Linked DNA regions of Mus musculus: region 2 is linked to region 1. A link is a loop called in an ENCODE intact Hi-C map of the cell type or tissue named here. Cell type or tissue: left cerebral cortex. All regions are shown on one strand. Each heading gives the region's core, and the rest is flanking DNA. Links, peaks and the distances in the headings are about the cores only. Region 1 overlaps Prkn (parkin RBR E3 ubiquitin protein ligase). Region 2 holds the start of 1700110C19Rik (RIKEN cDNA 1700110C19 gene).

Region 1 (5,371 bases), core at 309-5,308:
TATCACTCCATATGGTATAATTCCATTTAAACCATTTACCCAAGTAAGATAATGTATGGATAAGGATAGACTATGTCTAACATATCATCCTCCATAAAGGAGCCCAATTATTTGGTTATCTAAATAACAGCACTAACAACCATTATCATGCATGAGTCACTGGGTGAATATACAAGTCTCTGTCTGTTGTATAAATGCTGTGCTTACATTCCCTTATTATTAGAGACTTACTGAAACATTCCATCCATTTCAACATCCATGGTATATGTGTTCTCGGTAGGCAGCAATGGGTAGCAGAATTTTTTGTTTATATTGAAATACAGTATAACTCTACTTCCTGTCTCTCAGAACGCCAGCGTCCTTCACAAGCTAAAACAAGTAGGAAATGCTTATGGGGTCAGGCAGTTAGGGCTGAGGGACTGCCAGGCCAGGAAGAGCTAGCTCTCACTGCGGTGCTGAAGTTCTGGAAGCAAACACTGTGTGGGAGGCCTGGAGAAAGAGTGAATTGTTGTTCGCACCTCAGCTTTGATTTGGAGACACCTGCGAGAGAAAATGCCTCTCTCTCGGTACTTGCTGGTTATTTTATTTCCAGAAAACACGCTTGTTATTTTAGCCGAGGTAATTGCCTGAGCTCCGGGGATGATTTGTCATAAATGAACAGTGACATCTATAGGTAGATCAGAGTAATACGTATCTGTAGGAAAAAAAAAAAAAGCAACTGTTCTCAGTTGTTATATGACCGCCCAAAATAATGTCAAATGCTTCTGTTTGAGAGAGGAAAGAGGTAACACTAGAGTTGAAAAAAAAAAAAAAAACTAAAACGACACAGAGACAGACAGGTAGATAGAGGCAGAGGACATTTCTGGACAAAGGTAAGTCGGAAATCCCTGGGGTTTCTGACAAACCGGCTTGTCTGTTGCAGGTTCTTCTGTGCTGGTGCCAAGTAAGAATTTTGGCTTCAGTCACCAATTTTTCTTCTCTCCTTTGGTTAAACAGATCGATCAGCAGAGGCTGCTCCAAAGGCACTGTTCATTTAAACCATTTACATAGCAACATTTCCAAAGTTAATCCCCCACCCTGCTTCGGCAGCCTTGAGATTTAAGCATTTCCATGGATCTGTCCGATGTCTTCTCAGGACAGCTACCAGCCCCCCGGCTGTTCAGTGAGAATAAGCCGGTCTAGACGCAGTAGCTATACAGGTGGCTACATACTCGTCTTGTTACCCTCTGCCAGGTGCCCATGAAGTTGGCTGGATCCCATGAGAGGTGGCTGCAGTCCCCAGGGTTTCTGAGACCCCTGATAGGTCACACTGCTGTGGGTCAGGGGCAAACCCAGCAGCTAGATTGAGGGCAGAAAAGCCAAGTTTCTCTCTGTCCTTGGCTAAGCTTCACCCAGGGCCCTGTGCCCGGGGAATTTATTGCACATTGTTAATTTACAAAAGCCTGCGCCGTTGGCTTAGGGATAATTCTGCTAGGCTCCACCCAAGAGCTACCTAGCAACAGCTTGCATAGCTGCCTGCCAGGTGCAAGCCAACCTGGTGTGTAAGGAGGACTGCTCACCTACTCCAACTCCCTCTTCCCTCCCTCTCTTTCTCTCTCTCTGCCCCCCCCTTCATGTGTGTGTGCCCTTCTCTATCTCCACCTTCTATTCTCCTAATTCCCCACATGTCCCTGGCCAGCCTTGTCTCCTCTTCCTCTCTCTGTCCTTCCTTCCTCTCTCTTCTCTCTCTGTCCTTCTCTACCCCCTTCGTTGCTCTGCCTTTCCCTCTTTCCAGGTGCCCCTCCATTCCCCCCAATAAACCTCCTTTTGTACAAGGCCTGTTGCCTGGTGGTGATCCCTCGGGGGAACACCTTAGCTGCCCCTCTGAGGTGCTCCCTCCTGCCCTATTATACTGCCAGTTTACAAAACACAACACACACTTTCCATCCAATGAGTCTGGCTGTTAAAACCCAGAGGTGGTTGAAACATTTGATTGACAGATAAAGTCTCCAATACCTGGGAATCACAAAGGCCAATGACTTCAACTTTCTTATGCCTAAGGAACCCCCCCCCACCCCCCCCACCCCCCCCAGCTCCTGGGAACAACACAGCTTCATTTTCTCTTCCTCCTCTTATGAACAAATCCCATCCTCAGCATTACATGAGAAGGTCAGTTCATATTCTTTGAGTCACAGATTGAATCGGGGACACGTGGTCATGAAGCCATCAGATGGTTTTCATAGGCAAACAAGTAAGACCTGGTTGCCATCAAAACTGTGCACCAGCAAACACAATCTGTTCAAGGCTCAGGAGAGGAGGCAGAGTTGCTGGCCCCACTGGTTCCCTGGCTCATAGCTCTCTCTCTCTCTCTCTCTCTCCTCTCTCTCCCTCCCTCTCCCTCTCCCTCTCCCCTCTCATTTCTCATTGCTTCTTCTACAGACATGGCTTCCAATGCCATACATCCCATCCATCTCCCCCCCCCTATATATCCAACACATGCTGTGCGTGTAGACAGGCAAGACCTTCAAAGGATGAGCCCCGGCAGGAGGGGTTGGAGCCTGTCAGCATGACAGCACACCTCCATCAGAATATACATAGCATTGAAAACCTCACTCATAGACACAGCCAGATCATGGATGCTTCTGCTCTCTCAGAGGGATAATGAGAGTACCCAAGGAGACCACCTTCCTTCTTGCTCCAGTCCATTAGACTCAGGAAGCCTTTGTCATCATTATGAGCTAATGTAAAAAGCTCATCTTTGTGAGAGAGCAGGCAGCGGTGGACCGGGTGGAGAGGAGACAGAAAAAGAGCAGTTCTTTGCTGTGTTTGTATGTGTCAGGCTGCCTAGGTTCTCCAGCATCCCTTACCTCATCTGCTCAGCCAATCCATCCTTACTGGGTACTATCTGTGCACCGGGTACCAGTTCTAGAACACATTTGAAATGCTTTGGGGATCAAAAGAGCCAGACACTGCTGCCCTCTGGTGTTCACAGTGGAGGAACGGCCACAGGACAGTAAGTAAGCCAGGTGGGTAATGATGGACTGCGGTCGGCAGACCATGCTGTGAAGGGTGAGAAGTGACTGTCTCAGACTTTGTTGGGCCACCGGTCAGCTGAAGTCACTCAGTCCCACTGTTCTTGTGTGGAAGTGATTGCAGAGTGGCCATGACCCAAGGAAACATGAAGGAGTTCTTCTGGTCCCCTAAGTACCGCCATGTGACCTCGGTGGAGGAGAACACTGAGAGGGAAAAGGAAGGGTTCCCAGCAGGAAATCTGTGAGCATGTGCAAGAGCAGCTGGAGCACAGCTGGACACAGCTGGTCAAGGCCAGGACTTGCCAGTGTGCCTGCAGAGCTCCAGGACCTCCCTAGCTAAGGGTTGGTAGGGTCAAGCCCTGGCCATGGCTGAGTGCACAGAACACAGATGACAAGGGACAGGGGCACAGAGGCTGGCGAAGGTTCTCACTGAGTGCTCTGGAGCTGCAGGAGAGAGCGCCAGCACAGAGGAGACACTCGGAAAGCCCTATTCTGACTGCTCTGGGGTGAAGGTGTTTGTGCCCCTTCTTGTCCCATAGTTAGACCACCAAGGCCGCCTAAGGAAGGCCTTCTAACCTTAGGTCAGAAGAAACAGATTTCCCACTAATTTCCCACGTGTGCACACTACACTGCCGACTAAAGACCTCCCCACGCTGCCCTCTGTATCCTGCTCTGCAGAAATCGGCCTCACCTGGGGAGGGGTAATTTGTCTTTTATGCCTGTTGAGTCTTGAGCTTCATCAAGTGAAAAATGGTTTTTTTCCATTAAAAATACACAGAGAAGGGGAAACCAAGAAGACATTTAAAAAAAAAAAAATATATATATATATATATATATATATATATATATATATATATATCAAGCTCATCGGCACACTGTAAAGTGGCCATGAAATACCGAAAACGCCGCTGAACAGAAGGCTCGCATTACCTGCCTTTTTCTGCTTCTTAAAAGAAAAAAGTCTCAGCCAAAAGTCTGGAAGTTGGTATACATTTTTCCATAGCTAGTCTCCTCAATGAGGTTTCAGCATTCAGAACTCTGGTCCGGGGAAGAGAAGGGAGAACACTGTCGTAGTAACTCTCAGGGGAAGCGGATGGCTGTCAGGGACCATCCAGACAGCCCCCAGGCTTCTGCTATCTAAGCAGAGCCTGGAAGGCCAGGACCACCCATAGAGTTCCACCACCTGACAGTGACGGAACACTCACCAGCTCAGGCCTGAGAAAACAGTCTTCAGGCAGAGGATGTGGTGCTGCAAAGCCTGGGACCTTAGGAGCTGCCTCAGTCGTCCAGAACATGTTGCTTTGTGTCTCCTCTTCCACTGTGATCAGAGGAGGAATGAACCAGGATCAGTATATGCCCCTGGGAGTCCCTTGCAGCAAAGAGGGAGGATGTGCACATTAAATTATGTGACGTTCCGGATCCTCTCACACCAGGAAAGGGGATGGCAATAACTCTCTCCTCCTGGCCTCCCGTCTCAGGCCCCATCCCCTCACTAAGTCCTGTCTCCTCCACTGCTTCATCTCCTGCGTGCAGACTCTTCTAAAGACAACAGGAGCAGAGGGCCGCAGGGGGGCCACCCCATCTGCCTTCACATTGTAGATACTTCTTCCCCACCCATCTCAGGACAGGTTCCCCTTTTAAAAAGAAATTAATTCACCCAGAGCTGGGGCAGTCTCGTATATCAATTGTCTGGCACCATCCTGGTATCCATGAATGACCACACAGCTTCTCTCTCAGCTTGACTGACCAGGGAATAATGGAACCAGGAAGTCCCTGGCCTTTTCTGGCTGGCCAGGCTACAGGTAGCCTTGAGACCCTCCCAGTTGTTCCTTTCCCAGTCTGTTGTCATCTGAGACAACCCTAATACCACCCCCAGCTACTCGTCCTCCTGCCTGCCCTGAACCCCTCTTCTCCCTCAGGTCTTACTGCAGCACCCCACTCTGGCTTCTATCCCCCAAAACAAGGTGCCTGGGCCTTCGTGATGCCTCCACTAGCTTTAGTTGATGAACCGATTGCTTGCTAAACCCTTCTCTACCCTGTTGCACATGTATATGTCAAGCTTAAATCACTTGATGAAATGTAGACAGGAGACATGGGGGCAGAAGATCAGCAGTCGAATAGAATTTTTAAGTGATGGGACCTTCCATACTATGCCTCAGAGGCTCCTGTCCAAAAATTAAATAATTCCCATAAATAAATCAGAAAGGTACTTCTGACCTCATATACAGGCTCTCTGCCCACTGGTGTTGTATAAGGACTGGGAAAGGTTCTTGTAGCTCCCAAAGAAGTCACAACTTGGGGCTAGAGAGATGGCTTGGTGGGTTAAGAGAGCTGACTGCACTTCCAGAGGACCTGGGTTC
Region 2 (5,371 bases), core at 114-5,113, 1.6 Mb before region 1:
AGAGAGGAGAAGTGAAGGAGAGAGCATGGAGAAGAGGAGAAGGAAGCAGTAATGGAGCAGAACTACCTGGCCAGGAGAAACTGGAAGTAGTAAGGGCCTTATAGGTGGGGGGTCAGTTAGACTAGTATTAGATATGCCCTTATAAGGCTTATAGCTTATAATTATAATAACTGAATTGCGTGTTTTTTTATACGGGACTATTGGGGTTGGAAATTCCAGCAACACATAAAGAGGGAGAAGGGAACAAGCTAGGGGAATCCTGGAGAGGGGGCTGGGGTAGGTACAATCAATATACATTGTATCCATGCAACCAACTGTCAAAGAATCAGCATTTGGTTAACTGCCTTGCGGTCTCTGAGTGTATAAAGTCCTTAGGGTTCTTTCCTAACAAGTGGAAAGAATGAGAACGCGACTCCGTGTATTTGAAGCTTCTAAGTCTCGAAGTTCCAAACGTTTCTGGCTCTGAAGAGTCCTCACAGAGAAGAGCAGATTTCTAATGTTTAGTTTCTGTGTTGGGTAGCCCCATGTCCAGATGACATAGAGATGCATTTAAAGCCTTCAGCTGTTGGGCTGAGGGCAGAACCCAGAAGCAGAGCAACTTGCCTACCTGGTAGGATTTCCAGTACTGCAAAACGAAAACTCTTAAGGTGTCCAATTTTGTATTCCAAAATTCTTTGTAAAAGATTCAACTGCTTTCATTTCCCTCAGATGTATAATGCTTTGGGCTGGAAGCTTTATATTTTTTATATTTTGCAAAACCAAATTTCCCACCCAACACATTATATATTTATAGCTTTATAACTTGATAACAAGTAGAGCACTGGAGAAACTACAGGCAGAACAGAGATTCCTTGGCTGGGGGGGGGGGGGTGCTGAGCTTTCCTTCCTTCTGTTCTGCCCTCTTCCTACAGCTTCTCTGAGTAAATGAGAGGAGAAGACTAAGACCACCTCTACAAATCCGACCTCTAAGCGGGGAGCAGTCGGGAAGCCGGTCACAGCCGCTTCTGGAGGTGCAGGAGGTCTCTCTGCCTTCACTGCAGGGAAATAGAAGGTCTGAGAGTTGGTTCCTCATGAACAGTATTTGCAGGGATTTTTCACGACTGGGGATCAAAACTAGGGCCTGTATATACTTGGAGGGGTGGAATTTCTGGCATGGAAAATGTGTGTCTCATACCTGGCCCGATTCAATGATTCTTAAGAATTTTGGAACAGAAGAGATTTCTATTAATATGAAATATCCGTAGCCCCCAGATAAATCGCCTCTAATTTCAACATTAAGGGGAAGCTGGTGGGCAGTGATGGTATCCCCGTGCTTTTTCTCTTTATTCTGTGTTTGGTGGTTATAGCTGCCATGTGGGTGCTAGGAACCAAACCCAGGTCCCCTCGAAAATCAGCAAGTTTTCTCAGCTATCTTCCCAGCCCCTGCTTTATTATGTATTTGAATATAAGATTAGAAGCAGTTATTCACAGCCCTGATACTCTCCACCAGTACAGCTTTATCAGCTTTCAAGTGTGTTGTTTAGTTTGGTTTTTCGAGACAGGGTCTGTAGCCCAAATTATGTAGCTCAGGCTGACCTTGGAGACAACTCTCCTGCTAAATTTTGAATGATTTGCATACCACTTAGTTTTCGGCCACAGACTGAGCCACGCAGTATAGTCCCTGGGGCCCCAGGCTCTCCCCATACCCCAGCAGGAACCTGGAACCTGCCTTCCAGGGCTGGGGCTACACTCGTCCCAGCGGTCTTTAAAAACATACTCACTGTTACTCTGCATCCGCCTCTACGTGCCTGGAAAGCATTCTGTCTGTGTTCACTAACCCTGAATTTACCAGGTTTTGTGAATTGCAGTGAAAGCAAGTAATACTTTGTCTAAAGTATGAACAGTTCCTTTGGGTACACATCCCAGTGTAGCGAGGGGGTCAGCGAAGGCCCTGCTCTGACAGCCTCAGCACTGTCCTCTGGTTCTCAAGTGTTAACACTTGGAGGAATAGGTTGTTGCTAGAGTCAAAACACACCAAAGTGCTTGTGTCCAGCAGCCTGCATTCCTGCCTTAGCCATCTTGTCTCTCAGCTGAGCCTCAGGGTGGACACTGACAGCGCCTGGATCTACTACTGGTTCCTAATAGTTCTGACCAGGCCACTCATCAAATATGTTACAGTTACCTGAGTAGATAGATCTTGAGGGCCACCAACTTGAATAACTAGCACTAACTGCACTGTTTTTTCTGACAAACCATTGGTAGCATTGTTTTTGCATGGAAAGAAAACGTAACCTAGGAAAATGAGTAACACTTTTTTGTCTAACAGTTCCGCAGTGTGTGTGCCCTATATTTATAGTGTGTGTTTGGAATTAAGTAGCAGTAAGAAATGGCAAGCTCAAACTGGCAGACAGTAGGATGGGGCGGCACCTGTGTAGTAGGATTCTGTGTCCAGCTACAGCTGCCAGAGGAGTAGGAAGACCAGGGTGGGAACTAGGAAAAGAAACTGCTCAATTGTGAAATCAGGCAAGAGAAGAAGGATCAAAGGGTTTGAAGACAGCCTTGTATCCGTCATCAGCTGACACACTAGCGAAAAGCCACAGCCTCCAGTTCCTCTCCAAACCACTAGGCCACTGGTAGGCAGAGACAGCAGACCTTTCTCTGTGCCAGATCCCTGACCTCTGTGGTCCAATGGCCAGACTTGACATTCTCTTCTCCCTCAGCTGACCAGGTTTCAACACTACAGCTGGGCCCATGCCTAGCTTCATGAAGAGTGCTGGCCCAGCCAGGCTCTGACACTCCTCTGGATGGGGGTGGGGAGCAGACACCAAGTCTGAAACTGTGAGAGGCAGCGGCCAAGTCTCAGCTGCCACTCAGTAGTAGTGAGCTCACAGGGGTAAGGAGGGCCTTCATGCTTGTGCTCTTCCCTAAGTGCCTCTCTCTGCACTGGGAGGCAGGAGATAACACTGAAGCCCACAGCATCTTTACTTGCCAATCTTTCAGCTCAAAATATGTCATCATGATTTTTCTATGGCTTCCAATTCCATAAACCACTTCCTGGGGCTGATCATAGGAAGTTAAAGGACCACAACCAGGTGGCAAGGAGCGTGGCTTCCAGGTGGCTGTGCTGTCCGGAAGCAGCAGCATCTCAAAAGCTGGCCACACCACTCAACTCTCTCCATGCCCTATGCTCGGCTGCTGCAGGAGAGTCTACCCACAGTAGCCAGGCAGAGGCTTCTGCCCCACCACTGCCAGTTCCTACAGGGGCTCAGAAGAGCATATCCTCTAGTAAGCTTAGGAGGCAAGTGGACAGATGCAGTCTGAAGTGGGAGCTTAAGGGTTCTTTGGAAAGTTGTTTGGATGGTGTTTTGCTGGTGCAAACGTGTAAAGGGGTGTTTTGTTAATGTGGACACAGGTATGAAAGGTTAAGGCAGACTAATAAAGGAATATTTCACTGAAGCAGACACTGGAGAGAGGATGTTCTGCTAAAGCAAGCACGTGAAAGGACACGTGGTGAAGGATTCTTTGTTAATGATACCTATGTGTTGGTCTGCATTATATTGCATAGTTGAGCTGCATTTGTCAAGATGCTGCAGAGAGAAATGCACCAAAATAATTCTAGTGGTGTGCTGCAGCTTCTTGCTGCTTCTGCGGACTCAGGCTGATTGGATGCCTGTGCTAAGGCAAGTCCCATGCAAGGCACGTGGAGGACACATGATATTTAAGGGTATAAATAGGACTCTAAGGAGTGACAGAGACAGAGCTTAGCTTTCTGGTACAGCTAGCTGTGCAGTGCTTGTGGGTCTCACATCTTCTCTGATCTTCTCTTCCCTGAGAAAGATAGAGCCAAGAACTCCTGGTGGCCCTGCTGGTCCCTCCTGCTGAGTAGAGCCAAGGCTGAGGTCTGGCTGTCTCTGCTGGGTGGTGTCTCTGTTGTTGCTAAGCTGACTCTACCAAGCTGAACTGCTAGTGTAGTCGTGAGGTGTTTGCAAGTGGATTAAGCTGCCACTTCCAGCTAACCTGTGAACTGAACTGCTGATTTCCTGACAACACAGATGGGAGTTGCTCCAAAGAACCTTTCTAAACAGGTCCACATCCCCTGTATCCTTTCTTTTCCACTACCTCTGGTGGGACTACAAGGGAAGTTAAAGCCTTTAAGAACCATCATTAAAAATAAGGTTTGAAAAAGTTAAAGTTACATCGGCCGAGCCTCCAGGCAGAACGGGGACTCACCACACTGCAGCAACCCAGGGTCCTGATGATGGCAGTCAAAGGTGAAATAGGGCCACTGAGCCTAACGGCCCAGACTCGTGATTCCAGCTACTTGAGAAGCTAAGACCAAGAGTTCAAGGCCTGTCTGGGCTACAGAGTGAGGCCAGCCCATCTTAATCTTTAATAAAAAAGAAAAAGAAGAAGTCTGGGACTGTAACTCGGTGGTCACATGCTTCTCTAGCTTGTGCATTAGGTCCGATCCCCAGTAGAGAAGAAATAGGAGCCCGATGTGGGCTGCCTCAAGCAGTCGCTGGTCTCTGTCCCTGTGCCATAGTCCTAAGGCAGAAGAGTACCACAGCCCTACCTGCCCACTCAGCAGCAAAACCATGCTTCCTCCTCACCAGACATTTGGTCAGCAAGAGCCAGAGCTGCTGTTTTTAAATCAGATGCCGTGGGGAAAAATAGCTCTTGCTTTAAGGAACTTAAACATCTTAGAGAGTGGGTGGGAGTGTGTGCGCATGAACAAGTAGTCAGTCACAGGTGGCTTCTGCAGGCTGATGTCCTTACCTGGCGTATGATTCACTGTAGGTCCCTCATCTGTCCCCAGAAGAGCACCTTATATCAGCAAGCGGACCCCTGGCACCTGCCATTGCAGCTTCCATTGTGCAGCCACATGTCCCCACCACGACTACCTAGCTCCAATGTCACATGGCCTGCAAAAAGGATCTACCATTGGAGCCAAAGCTCACCCCACTGGAGCACTAATGTTGAGCAAATTGGCTTTCGAATCATTCGTTTTCTTCACCAGGAGGGACAAGCTATCAATAGACACCTGGGACACGATTCAGTCTGTTGTAACTGCAACCCTGAGCCAGAAGGAGCGTGCAGAGAACTTCCCTCCCTAGCTCCATTTCTACACAAACGATTTACTGTAACTCTTCTACAGTGCTTACACAACAAATAAAGGTAGCACCGGAGACCGTGGCATTGGTCTACAGTAATGAGCACGGACCCTGACACCCCATGATGTCACAGACACTGGGAGACACCCTGGGGACATCTCGAGGCTGAGAGCCAGGACGGCCCAAGAGGGAGGGCTTGAACTGAGTGCAGACACGTACCTTACTAAGTAAACTCATAATCTTATCAGGATTTTGCTGTGGGGAAATCTGGTAGGAAACAG

The links. A loop is a pair of places that touch in the nucleus more often than their neighbours do. Peaks named below come from ENCODE experiments on the same cell type or tissue, not always from the same donor. Only the 100,000 strongest peaks of a DNase experiment are listed, where the experiment ranks them.
Region 2: a loop joins it to region 1, with 3 times the contacts of the local background. A loop is called at or near these places in 7 of 42 quality-filtered maps.

The regions. Positions count from the first base shown.
Region 1 is chr17:11,972,192-11,977,562 of GRCm38, forward strand. The region is part of intron 9 of Prkn (parkin RBR E3 ubiquitin protein ligase); the gene reads left to right. It overlaps Gm46604 (a long non-coding RNA gene), which reads right to left. Exons shown (of 6, transcript XR_001782243.2): 2 at 4,217-4,329; 3 at 1-694. Among named protein-coding and RNA genes, the nearest start is that of Gm52293, 56 kb to the right of the region's middle. In left cerebral cortex, for the core only: CTCF peaks have their summits at 655 and 2,952 (motif pointing left); DNase peaks (open chromatin) are centred at 535, 1,050 and 2,938; H3K27ac peaks cover 772 bases.
Region 2 is chr17:10,324,144-10,329,514 of GRCm38, forward strand. 1700110C19Rik (RIKEN cDNA 1700110C19 gene) reads left to right here and starts at 459. Exons shown (of 3, transcript NR_045461.1): 1 at 459-647; 2 at 912-1,051; 3 at 4,777-5,169. In left cerebral cortex, for the core only: a CTCF peak has its summit at 2,598; DNase peaks (open chromatin) are centred at 2,668 and 4,612; H3K27ac peaks cover 2,084 bases.